Linked DNA regions of Homo sapiens: regions 1 and 3 are each linked to region 2. Evidence: read pairs that join two places in POLR2A ChIA-PET (ENCODE). Cell type or tissue: GM12878. All regions are shown on one strand. Region 1 overlaps KCNN3 (potassium calcium-activated channel subfamily N member 3). Region 2 overlaps KCNN3 (potassium calcium-activated channel subfamily N member 3). Region 3 overlaps KCNN3 (potassium calcium-activated channel subfamily N member 3).

Region 1 (2,500 bases), 60 kb before region 2:
AATCACCAGAACCTGTGACTATGTTATAAGCAGGAATTAAGGATGCAGATAGAATTAAGGCCGCTAATCAGTTGACTTTAAAATAGGGAGATTATCCTGGATTATCTAGATGGGCACAACATAATGACAGGGATCCTTAAATATGGAAAAGAGAAGCAGGAGAGTCAGTGTCAGAGTGATGTGATGTGAGGCTTCCTAGAGCCCCGTGATGTCCGTGAACACTGCACGAACTAGTGTTTCTACTTCCAGACTCTATTCATGAGAAACAACAGGAAATGGGGCCGTTGTGGGGTATGGGTAGGAGAAGTGGAAGGTTGAGAAGGGAGGCCCCTAGGGAGTGTTCCTGGTCACCAGCTAAGAAGGGACCGTGGACATTGTCAGCAAGGACTTTGGAGAGTTCATCTCAAGGTGTTGGGTACCCCACCTGCTGCCAAGAACAGGCAAGAGCTGCACCACTGTGCACCAGCAAAGGGCTGGATTTGCAGTGGTGATCTCCTTAGCAAGGAGAGTCCAAAATTAAAGTCACCGAAGTCTCTTGTTTGTGCCAGGCCCTGGTGGGCCCTTTAACCCAGCTCTCTCAGCTGATGCTCACAACATCAGCATGTGGCCAGCATTATGACCTGTTTATACAGAGGAGGAAACAGACTCAGGGAAATTCAGTGATTTGCCCGAGGTCACCCATTAGACGGCAGCAGAGCTGAGATTAGAACTCTTGATTCTAAATCTAGAATCTTCCATGTCATACCATATTTCATTTTCTTTTCATAAAGGCCTAATTAATACTGCAGTCATTATTGATTCAATCCTGAGAGCATGAGAACACAGCCAGTACAGACTATTAATCTGCATTTCCTCCTTGAGATGTGCCAGCCATAAAAAATGTAGCAGCTTCAAAAACTACAAACTAGAAAGGGGCCTAAAGGAAATTTGGTGCCCAATGAATAAATCTTATGTCAGCTCAGGATTGTTGTAATTGCAGTTCTGTATAATGTTCATAAGGCTTGGGTTTCCTGCGGTCCCTGAAATCGACCAGGGAGGTGAGGAAGGAAGCAGCCATTCCCCACCAGGGTGCCCAAGGACTCCCACCAAATTAGAATGTGGTCCCAGCCCCGGGAACTAAATTTATCCTGAAAGGACATTTGGATCAGAATGTTCTCTGCTACAAGAGATCCTGTCCCTCATTGTCCTCCTCTTTCTCTTCTTCCAGAGCCAGGCAGTATTGGCTGTAAAACTCAGCCCTGTCAATTCAGCTTGAAAACCACACATACACATGCAGTCAACCCGCAGCAACAGACACCACATGTTTAGATTTGAAAGATGGGAAAGACTGAGGCAAGCAGGAAAGGAGAGGCCGAGGACATACAGAGAAGGTGAAACAAGGTGGTTTTGGTGAAGCTGAGCGCAGGGTCAAAGAGGAACTGAGAAGAGGAAAAAATGTCCCCTGGTGGCTGTGGACAACTCGAGCCCGTAACCCAACAGCAGCTGGGGCAAGTCATTCCCTCTACAGCGCCAGCTGCTCCTTCCCAAGCCACGCAGCTCCTCCTACCTGCCCCCGCACTTCAACCTTTTGAGCCCACTTAACACTCAGAAGCCCCCCGCACAAAGTCGGCTTTGGGTGATGTCACTGCTGCTGCGGGTGACAGCCAGGCCCTGGGGATAGAAGCCTGCTCTGGGATGGTGGCGGTTTCCAGCCACCCCACCAAACCTGCAAGGTTGAATTCTGCAGGCAAAGGAAGGATGTAAACTCCCTGCCTGGGGGAGAAGCTAAGTCCCCGAGGCTGCTGGAGAAGAGTGTATTTTTAGGCATAGGCTTGATTTGTGAACAATAAGGGAAGAGCAAAATTGTAAAATCCTAAGGTTCTTGTGAAGTCTGATCAGTGTCGCTCCTGCTAAACATCCAAAAAGATCCGACAGAGCAAGACAAACTCGGGCTGCCCTCAAGCCCTGGCTCCTGGTTGGGTGGTGTTCAGTCAGTGAGATCAGAACCTCAGCGTTTTGGGGTGGGAGGGGTGTTTTTCCATTCCTCTGACTCTTAAACAAGAGTGTACCAGGTGGCTCTCATCTTTAATCCTAACAATCTCCCAAGGAGGGAGATTCATCCACCATTCCTCTAGCCCAACCCTGTACTCTAAGGTCAGAGCAGGTCCCAGTGATTGAGGGGGGTTCAACCTGTACCATAATCTACACCCGTCTCCCATCCCCATTCTTACCTCTCAGTCTTTGATACAGACTATTGACATTCTCTCCATCTTACATAAAATGCTTTGCAGGTGCAACCTGAAGACAAATTCCCTGGCTTCCCTCTCCCGCCATCAGATCGCCATCCCCCAACCCCTTCTCATAGATAGAATGGGGCTACTACCATTTTAGACCTGGGTGCCTCATCGCTCCAGCTGCTGCTCACCAGGATCTGGCTCCAGCCCTTCTTTCTATTCTCACCTTTCAACATTCCCTTTACGATCAGCTGCATGCCTCCCATTCCGCAGAGCCCTGAGCTTCT
Region 2 (2,500 bases):
TGAACAGCAAGGCCACAACCCCACGGAAAAAAAAGCAGAGAACTTCAGAAAGCAGCAGCTCAGGCACAAGGTTAGTTAATCTTCAATCACCTGGGGAAAAAAAAAGTTTGTCACCTCCCAAGGGCCTTTGAGTGGGAGCTGCCACTGGATGGGCAGAATTACCTAATCTGCCTGGTACCCCTGAGGTTGCCTTGTCCATCCGCCTGCCTCCAGACTGGTCAGCAGGGCCAACCAGGCACACAAAGCTCTCCAGCAAAAGAGTGTCACCCATCCCTCCCCAGGGTCCACTGAATGTCCCTGAGCTCTCCTGGGCTGTGACTAACCCAGACCATGGAGGAGTAGAGACCACTTCCTCCATGAAACTGGGACACAGATATTCACCTCCCCCCAAGAATAAACCATGCTTAAAGGTGGTCTCTAGTCAGACCCAGTCCCTTCTCAGGACTTCTTCCCTCCCAGATACAACTTCTCACTCCGTTGACAAGTCTTAGATCCCAATCTGTTAAAGCTCCAACTAATTTTACAGCCAGAGTTAGATAACAGGAAAAAGATATCTCCTTTCCTCTCATCATTGTCATCATCAGTAACAATCACAATAGGTCCCATTTGTTGAGCAGGCAGATACGTGCCTTACACGTCTCTAATTTAATTCTCCCTACTCGACAGCTGGGGAAACAGGCTCGCTAAAGCTCCATGACTTATCCAAGATCACACAAATAGTAGTGGCAGAGCTGGGATTCCAACTCTGGCCCAGTTCCTTGAAATGTTCCCATTTGCCTCCAGGAGAGAGGGATATCTATCTTGGCCCTGCAGTGTGTACAAGGCCTGGTACATAGGAGACACCCAGAAAATACTTGTTTCATAAATGACTCAAAACATGGATGGACAGTGCAGGGATGGGTGAATGAGTGAGCAAGTTAAATGAGCTCTGCTTATCTCAAGACCAGCCCCAAGGCACACAGGAAGTGGCCGCTGAGGCAAGAAGGACCTCTCAGCTACTGCCCCCTCGGTGCACGCCACTGCTGCTATGAGGGTCTGTGATTCAGAAATGCGGGGAGCCAAGCACCTCAGGTGGCCTCCCCTTTCATTCACCTAAAATCTGCCTTCCGCATCTCTGGGAAAGCCCCTTTCCCTGAGCTCCCCCTCAGGGGTGGCACCTGCCCCAGGCAGGGAAGAGGGCCTGATCCTGCAGAGTGGTGACTCTCCCGTCGCGTTAAGACAAATGTGCATAGATCCCACACTGGGATCTGTGCACAGCCACTGTCTCTGGGAATAGCCGTTTCCTTAAGAACTCTGACTACGGGTGTCACTGAAAGAGAAGGTGCTGGGATTGCCCCTTCCCCACACCCCCCTTGCATTTGGGCCTTCATCAGTTTTCCCCAGTGAGGGCCCCTGGTCTCCAAGGGAGGACTGGAGAGAGCCAGGGCTGTGACCAGGGCAGCTGCCAGTCCTAGCGAGGCTGCCAGCCCCATATCCTGGAGCGCCCAGCAGGAGAGGCGGTTCTGAGAAGGCAGCGAGCAGAAGGACCCGCAGACGCAGAGGCTCATTACAGGGAATGACTAAGTGAGCTGCGCTTCCAAGGGAAACCCCACTCGCTTCTGCTCGCTGAGACGCTCATCCTTGAGCTATTTTGACTAAGGCGGCTTCCAGGTGCTGCCCTCCGCTGGGGCAGCCCACTGAGAGAGCAGCCGGGTTGCTGGAGGACCCTCTGCCTGGAAGTCTTGGTCCTGGCTATTCAGGTCGTCTGACAGGTCTGCCCCACCCGTTTCCAGGGCGGGAAAGTCTGCCCATCACCGATTAAAGTGAGATGCTGGGAATGGGGGAAATCCGATCAGCACCTCCTAGGTTTTTGCGGCTGGATTTCAATAAGGAATGTGACAGTCTCGCAGCAGCTGTGCCCTGCCTGAAACAAGCTCTATTTGAAACCTCCAACAGCTGAACCCCTCCCAGCTACCCGATGGCCAGCCCGCCCAGCCACCCCCCCACCAAGCCACCCCCTGCCCCAAATGACAAATAAATAGAAAAACCCAAGCAACAAGCAGGCGCATGCATACGTACAAACATTACGCACATACACACACACACACCAACAAATTGGGGGTGGGGGTATCGTGGAGCCACTTGTCCACCGATTCCCAGGTCTCCAAGCCTTCCAGCCCACAGCAGGAGAGCTCCCCGGCAAGCAGAGCATCGGCAGAAACCCACCTTCCTCCATCTCCACTCCCTCTGGGAGGGAAACCCCCTCCTCCGTCTTGGGGCTGGACTGAGAGGCTGGAGCAGTGGGGCCAGCTCCCCGCTAAAGCCAGTGCCTGCTGTTCTCCATCCGGGCGCGCACTCACACACACACTCATCTTTATTTATCCCAAGGAGGAGTTGAGGTGGGAGGGGAGAACTGGGGCTGAGCTGGGGCGCGGGCTTGTGGGGACCGCCTGGGAAGCCCTGTCATCCCGTCCCAAGGAGAGGTGCTCCCCCAGCTGATTCCAAGGCGGCGCCCAGCTGC
Region 3 (2,500 bases), 76 kb before region 2:
GTTGGCCAGGCTGGTCTCGAACTCCTGATCTCAGGTGATCTGCCCGCCTCGGCCTCCCAAAGTGCTGGGATTACAGGCGTGAGCCACCATGCCCAGCCAAGAACACTTGCTTTTAAAAGCAGAGTATCAAAGGGATGTTTGCACACCCATGTTCATTGCAGCATTACAGATACTCCTTAACTTATGATGGGTCACGTCCTGATGAGCCCGTTGTAAATTGAAAATATTGTAAGTAGAAAATGCATTTAATACACCTAACCTACCGAATGTCACAGCTTAACCTAGCCTGCCTTGTGTGCTCAGAACACTTACATTAGCCTACATTTGAGCAAAATCATCTATCACAAAGCCTATTTTATAATAAAGCATTGAATATCTCATGTGATTTACTGAACACTGTAAACGGTAGAGTACTGTATCAGTTGCTGACCCTCGTGATCACAGGGCTGACCGGGGCTCTCTGCCGCTGCCCAACATCACAAGAGAATATCATGCCGCATACCACTAGCCCAGGAAAAGATCAAAATTCAAAATTCAAAGTACAGTTCCTGCTGAATGTGTGTTGCTTTCACACCATCATAAAGTCGACAAATCTTAAGTCAAATCATCGTTAAATCTGGGACTATCTCTCTCTGTAGGATTCGGTACTATCTGCAGTTTTAGACATCCACCAGGGATCTTGGAACACATCCCCCATGTATATACTGTACAGAATTTCAGGTTTGCAGGAGACAAGAGTTCTGGAGATTGTTTGCACATCAATATGAGTAAACATAACATCACTGAACTATATACTTAAAAATGGTTAGGATGAGGCCAAGTGTGGTGGCTCACGCCTGTAATCCCAGCACTTTGGGAGGCCGAGGTGAGTGGATCACCTGAGGTCAGGAGTTCGAGACCAGCCTGGCCAACATGGTAAAACCCCATCTCTACTAAAAATACAAAAATTAGCTGGGCATGGTGGTGCATGTCTGTAATCCCAGCTACTAGGGAGGCTGAGGCAGGAGAATCACTTGAACCTGGGAGGCAGAGGTTGCAGCGAGTCAAGATCGCACCACCGCACTCCAGCCTGGGTGACAGAGTGAGACTCCATCTCAAAAAAAAAAAAAAAAAACAAGTTAGGATGGTATTTTATATTACGTGTATCATACCACTTTTTTTTTTTTTTTCTCAAAAAGACTGCTCTAAACTGAGAGCTCTTGCAGAGCAAAGACCACATCAGGTACATTCTTGCGGCTGGTGCTGGGGAGGAGCTCAACAGATGTCTGCCCGCGACAGCTCAGCAGGTGGGATGGGTGATCGGCTGCCTCCCGCTGGCTGTGGCTAACACTTCTAGAAGCCCTGCACACCGGAGAGTAAGCAACCAGCCCAAGCCTGGCTAAAACCAAAAACAATAAAAAGCCTCGAGAACTGAGAATGTGGAGGAGGAAGACAGGACAAAAATAAATCCAGTCACTGCTGTGGTCAAGAAGAGGTGGCTTTCACCCATTCCTCAAAGGAACCTCGAAAGGGAACGAAAGGCCCCGATGTTAATTTTAGAAATAGCTTGAAGCCCTGTCCAACTTGAGAGTGACTCTGTGCCTCTTCCACAGCTTAAAGTACCTGGACTTTTTGACAGTTGTGCTCCTCTGCTGCCAAATGAATGGGGGTTGTAATCCACTTGAGGATCTTTTAAACTTCACTGCTGTTTGTATGAATTTGGAAGGAAAAACCAAACCTCCTCTGAGAGCTGACTCACGTCCCTTTGGGCATTGTGCCAGGCCCTCAGAAATCACCTCATCTGCCAACCCATCTATAATACCCTGTCTGTAAAAGCATCCTTCTGCTTCCACTGGCCAGGAAGATCGCAAAGGAAACCATGTAATTGCAAGAAAAGCCAAGTCAGAGAGGCAGGTGACACGTGTTTTATGACCAATGAGGGGCAAAGCCATAGAAAGTTCAGAACTGAGAGTGGGTGGGAGCATAAATCCTGTTGCCATTGTGGTAAAAATGGGTGGCACTCACTGTGGGAACCTTGAAAGGGAACAGAGTGCCACGATGCTGCTTTGCAGAGGGTCAGGTGGTCACACAGCATCCTGGGGTGGTTTATTCCCTCCGGGTCTCCCCCGTCTGCCATGTTCCAACAACCATCCCAGATCCTCCTCCCTCTAATTGGGATCATATTAAATAGCCTTTCCACCAGTGACAGAAGGAGGTGGGCTCTTAGTGGAGCCCACTCTGTAAATATAGAGTAACAACAGGAATCAGAATGTTCCACTGGAAACAGGTGGGACTTGTCCTCCCCATACAGACTATAGAAGATGTTTACAGGACTTTCTGCAACCATCCTCATCAAGTATAATCCCAGAAAAGTAACAGCAAGCTGATGGGTTTATTCAGGTAATATCCAGGAGACATATTTCTCTTTAAAAGGAAAAGGAATTTGCATGTTTTGTTATGGCCATCCCTTATTCCAGTTTAACTGGTCCCTAAGAGGCTCTAACTACAGCAAGAGGGATTT

Evidence for each region. ChIA-PET counts read pairs that join two places held together with the same protein. Peaks named below come from ENCODE experiments on the same cell type or tissue, not always from the same donor. Only the 100,000 strongest peaks of a DNase experiment are listed, where the experiment ranks them.
Region 1: POLR2A ChIA-PET joins it to region 2 with 26 read pairs; 7 of 35 experiments call an interaction of 5 or more read pairs at or near these places.
Region 3: POLR2A ChIA-PET joins it to region 2 with 12 read pairs; 8 of 35 experiments call an interaction of 5 or more read pairs at or near these places.

Annotation. Positions count from the first base shown.
Region 1 is chr1:154,805,835-154,808,334 of GRCh38, forward strand. All of the region lies in intron 2 of KCNN3 (potassium calcium-activated channel subfamily N member 3), which reads right to left. Among named protein-coding and RNA genes, the nearest start is that of KCNN3, 63 kb to the right of the region's middle. In GM12878, a CTCF peak has its summit at 1,463 (motif pointing left); a DNase peak (open chromatin) is centred at 1,347; H3K4me3 peaks cover 425 bases; H3K27ac peaks cover 1,108 bases.
Region 2 is chr1:154,865,744-154,868,243 of GRCh38, forward strand. The region is part of intron 1 of KCNN3 (potassium calcium-activated channel subfamily N member 3); the gene reads right to left. Among named protein-coding and RNA genes, the nearest start is that of KCNN3, 3.3 kb to the right of the region's middle. RefSeq lists enhancers at 25-94, 2,362-2,500. In GM12878, no CTCF peak of the experiment used is centred here; no DNase peak of the experiment used is centred here; H3K4me3 peaks cover 2,313 bases; H3K27ac peaks cover 2,092 bases.
Region 3 is chr1:154,790,133-154,792,632 of GRCh38, forward strand. The region is part of intron 2 of KCNN3 (potassium calcium-activated channel subfamily N member 3); the gene reads right to left. Among named protein-coding and RNA genes, the nearest start is that of KCNN3, 79 kb to the right of the region's middle. RefSeq lists an enhancer at 1,333-1,642. In GM12878, a CTCF peak has its summit at 1,307 (motif pointing left); DNase peaks (open chromatin) are centred at 1,449 and 1,799; H3K4me3 peaks cover 985 bases; H3K27ac peaks cover 1,153 bases.